Regions from separate parts of the Mus musculus genome. Here region 2 is linked to region 1. A link is a loop called in an ENCODE intact Hi-C map of the cell type or tissue named here. Cell type or tissue: heart. All regions are shown on one strand.

What was found. A loop is a pair of places that touch in the nucleus more often than their neighbours do. Peaks named below come from ENCODE experiments on the same cell type or tissue, not always from the same donor. Only the 100,000 strongest peaks of a DNase experiment are listed, where the experiment ranks them.
Region 2: a loop joins it to region 1, with 3 times the contacts of the local background. A loop is called at or near these places in 2 of 42 quality-filtered maps.

What each region holds. Positions count from the first base shown.
Region 1 is chr11:110,250,644-110,253,143 of GRCm38, forward strand. Abca6 (ATP-binding cassette, sub-family A (ABC1), member 6) reads right to left here and starts at 1,133. Exons shown (of 39, transcript NM_147218.2): 1 at 929-1,133. In heart, no CTCF peak of the experiment used is centred here; a DNase peak (open chromatin) is centred at 1,048; H3K4me3 peaks cover 475 bases.
Region 2 is chr11:110,164,766-110,167,265 of GRCm38, forward strand. Abca9 (ATP-binding cassette, sub-family A (ABC1), member 9) reads right to left here. Exons shown (of 39, transcript NM_147220.2): 2 at 1,132-1,277. The coding sequence starts at 1,227. Among named protein-coding and RNA genes, the nearest start is that of Abca9, 2.1 kb to the right of the region's middle. In heart, no CTCF peak of the experiment used is centred here; a DNase peak (open chromatin) is centred at 1,196.

The DNA.
Region 1 (2,500 bases):
AATTTACCTCAAATGCATTCTCTTTAAGCTATGTGGAGGGACGGGTGACGGTGATGATAGGGCGTGGTTATCATCACACTTCTACAATAAAACAGAACATTCCAATGGGGGGGGGGGACGCCATTAGGGTGCAGAACACATATAATAATATTTTAGATCAGAATTCAATGATGTGAATAAAGTAATCTCTTGGTTTCACCCCATCAACACTCATTTTTGTTCCTTGCATTTTAGGAAAAAAAAAAAACTAAACAAATCAACAACAAAATTTTGATTGCTTAAACTCGCCTGAATGATAAATTCATCGGATACAATCCCAGTGAAATATGTTCATAATACTTATCTTCAGATTTAAATATAATAAAAATTTAACTGAATAACTCTTACCAGAAGAACTGAGCTTTAAAATAATAATCAATACTCGAAATTACTTGATTCTGACTCACCAGAAGAATAAGGCTTCTCTCAACTTTGTAAATAGAAATGACACTCAAAATGCAGAAAGCAAAGTTCAAAATAAGTTAGGAAGGAAGGAAGGAAGGAAGGAAGGAAGGAAGGAAGGAAGGAAGGAAGGAAGGAAAAAAGAAAGAAAGAAAAAGAAGAGAGAGAACATAGTTTTACCCAGCAATTTTTCAAATAAACAAATTTTAAAACCCATTTTAGTTTTCATGATCTTTCAATTTAATCTTTCCTAAATTTACATGACAAAATGCAATACAGTTCTTTCCTTGGCTACAATGGAAGCAAGCTAGAATCTACAGCTGTATTTTCGAAATAAAATTCGGTTGGGGCGGGGGAAATAAAAATTAGCTCTTAAATCACTTTAAGATACTTAAGTGTCTACAAACCATCTGAATAACAGATTGAACTTGGCAATATCCACCCATTTATTCGGCAGAGCACAAAAACAGCAGTAAGCTTCACTCACTACTGAGGAATATTCGCACTCCCGGAACAGGCAGGCTTCTTTTCCTAGTGCATCCCTTTGAGCACTTTCTCTCCTTCCGTAAACATTTCTTAAGTAGGTGGCTGCTCTCCGCGGTTCCTTTGCACACTGCTTTCCGAAAGGGGATGTGGTCACTCCAGGCTGCACATGATGAATCTGTTTTGTTTTCTGTGTCCTCTCTCTCTCTCTCTCTCTCCTGGGAAAACCCTGTTCTGTGATTGGTTGAGAATAAAACAAACCCTGTGTCTGTTCATTCACCCCCTTTCAACTCCGGAAAAAATAAAGCAGATAAGGAAAACTTGCTCAAGCCCTTCAGATATGATGAGATCAAGATTGGAAAGAAGACAAAAAATCAAAATAAAACAAAACAAAAACAAAAACAAAAAAAAAAAAAAACCAACCCAACAACAACAACAAAAACCCTAGAATAAAAATGTTATCTAAGGACTTGTATGAGAAATACAAGTTTTCATGATTTCTCACTCTGCATAGCTAAACATAGACGTCAGTTTTCAATTTGGCAAACTCACACTAACTGGGAAAAGTTGCTGAAGCTGGGAGTTTCTCTTCTTTTCTATTTTTTCCTTTAAAGGTAAAGCAATCCCTATCTCTGCCTTGGAGATAGTCTGACGGTAGACAAATGAAATACTATTTTAAAACATGTTTCTCCTACTCTGGTCACAGCTGTGTGGGATTTTATGGGTTAAGTACATTAATAAAATAGATTTATCTTGTGACTAAAATACATAAAAGATTTCCAATTTTTATGCACTAATACTAGCCTACCTGAACTCCATTCTGTCCTTGCTGCACAGTGTATCTGAAAGGCACTGAAAACTTTTGACCCGCCACAGCAAATGTCAAAACAGAAAAAGCGAAGTCCAGGAGTTGAGAAATCTCAAATATTTGTCAGGACTCTTTTATCCACATGTGTTACTAAATCTAAATCAGAGAGATGTTCCAGAGTATAGGGGACAAGTTTAAGACAGTAACAGTTCCAGCCATGATAATATACTTGGCAGTTAATTCTACTTTTAAAAGTAGACACAAGTGAAATAGCGTGCCTTTTATCTTGAAAACTGTCAAAACAAACATGTTAACAAGGGTATTCTAAAGGCCTCAGGACTGTAGGGGGAAAATGTCACAACACTTAAAAAATTTGTTTCGATAGTAGAACGAATCTTTTGAAGTAGCCTAGAATATAATTCAGATTTCTATTAATTTTATTGCCATAGTTGTTTGATTCTTTATATTCTATTTTTTGGTAGCTAATGCTTAATGAAAAGTTCTTTCTTAGAAGTTTTATATTGTGCATTTAATTGCTAGGGTTTTTTTTTTAATTTCTTGTTTGTCTGTTTTGCGCTCATAAATTACATCCTAACCCCAGTTTCCTCTACTTCCACTCCTTCCAGTCCCTCCCCCACATCTCCCCTCTTCCCAAGTTCTAGTCCTCCTCCATTTCCCTTCAGAAAGGAGCAGGCCTCCCAGGGATAGCAATCAAATAGGCCATAAAAGTTCAGTAAGTCTAGGCGCATGCACTCATAGGCTCAGCGC
Region 2 (2,500 bases), 86 kb before region 1:
TTATGATTTCTTTGTGGTGAGTGTTTCCCCCTCCCCCAGCAAAATGCCATTATCTTTATAAAAACAATTACATTTTTATGGCATCTTTAATTATGTTTGTGCCTGATTTCTAAAAGACAGACATTATATCAGTTTACAGTATACGACATGATATTTCAATAGACATCTGCTTTGTAGAGTGGTTAAACAAGCCTCGTCTTGCTTACATGCCCCCCCCTTTTTTTAATGAAATCACATAGATTGAATATTTCCAAACATGAAGAAAAATCAACAGAATATTGTTGCACACACCAGTGTGTGCACTTAGCAGATATACATCTACATCATTGTAATCTATCTTTATTACTATTTAGAAATGATTACAATTTCTCATTTTGTGCTTATCGTCACTTCATATATTTGGGGTAAGATGCAATAAATATTTCCAAAGTATCCGTTTTGATTCACACTCATGCCCTTCAGCACTGTATATATTTAAGCTAAAGTCCTTTCCTTAAAAATCACTTTTTCCTCATATATTTTTCCTGATATATAATGTCTAAACATTAAGTTTGCTTCCTTTTGTGTTTGAAAATTCACACTGGTGTAAACCTCAGTGAATGAATATTTTTCTTGTTGATGTCACGTATAGTCCTGAGGATTTTTTGGGGGCATGTAAATACAGAAAAATGGGAGACTTCCAATAGTAGGTCACTGTGAAAGGTTTTTTGGTGGGTTTTTTTTTTTTTTTTTTTTTTTTTTTTTACCCTTGGGTTACATTCTGAAGTAATTATGGACTGAAGTTAGCCTCTTTGATGTTGCCCTAAACTTCAGTGTCTGTGCCTTCATGAGGCCCTAATTAACCCAGATGTTAATTATTAACTCTGTAGTATAAAGACACAGCTTCATTTTACAGGGCATTTCTCAATATGAGTTCTTTGAAAAAAATTTCTAGGAAGAGATATAATGTTACATATTTAAAGTTTTTGTTTGAAATAAAATAGTGGCAAAGCCCAGGACTTGAAAAGTTCAAGCCTGTTAGTTATATCTGTGGCATATTAAAAAGCACTGGTTCACAATTATCTTGGTATCCCTGAGAAGATATCCTTTCCCTTTTACTAACTACGAGAACAGGCAGATGTGGAACCATACCAGGAGGGTCTCTCTTCTCATCCTGAACTTTCTGAGCCAGTTCTTGCAGAGAAGCGCCCACATTTGCTGACCCAGTCTCAAGTGTCTCTTCCTCATTTTGACTTGTTTGTTTTGTTAAAGGACATCAAGGAAGTAGATGTGAAAGTCTGAAATAGAAAAATGTTGTGCAATCAAACCAGAAAGAAACAGCTTAACAACTGGTCCTAGTTACGTGCCTAAAGAGGAAGGATGCCACACATAGAAAACAGAGGGAAGAAAGGGGGGAAAGAGAAGTTGGCAAATCTATTGAAAAAAATTAAAAAGGGGAAATAATTGAAAGAGAGTCTTTTCTTCTATGGAGTGACTTCTCGGAGACTTTAACAATGTCACATGCTGATGCAGCCAAGCTCTCAGAGATTTGTATAGGTTGTGTACCCTGCTCATTAAGTTAGTTATTACTAATTATGATTGCTACTCAGCAGAATTCCAACAGTCAGTCACTGCTGCTTCTGGGTCTGTATCCTTACTCAGGGACCTGTACTAAGATGCTTGCACACATAAATCATGCTAGCAGGGCATGAGAGAGTGCATTTTTACAAATGTCACTCTGTAGGAATTAGAAGAGTTGCATTGACACCCATTGCTCAACCTAAGAAATCTTTAAGGATATAGTATCAATTAAATCATGTTTTTTAAAAAAAAACTTGAATGATATAGCAGTATAATTTATATGAATTCACACTATGAGCAATACATGTTTCTCAATACACCCTGGAATAAAAAAAAGATCATTATCAAATACAATTTTAAAAAGATTATCATTAGTTATAATTGTCATTATCATTTGTGGGAAATAACGATGAAGGTCAGATATGAAATGGGACTTATAAGTCAAATTAAATAAACAACAACAAAAAAAGAGAGAGGAGCTTTGTATGTCAGGAACTCAAAACCATGGTTAACTCACCCCTCTATTGATCTTTTATAATTGAAGTTTGAAAAACTCTTGGAAAAGCCACTAAAAAATTACCACAGGTCAATCATTTATAAATCCAAGGGATAAAAAATAGAAATTCTGGATAATTTCATATTTCTTCTAGCTACCAGCTATATAGATGTATAAATATTGTTACCAACTATATAATTGATCTCCAAGCTGTTACAGTTGGACACTGCAATGTATACTAAACTATATTTCCAACTAAGAAACTGATACTGTGGCAAGCCTTGGTATCTAAAAGCATAAAGATATATTTTCCAAGTGGCAACTCTTCTTTCTTAGATAATTAAGAATATACATGCAGGAAAATATTAATAAGTAAATGTGGTTATATAATCTAATTGCCATGCATTAAATCATTTGTTCCTGGCTGTTAAGACATTAACATTG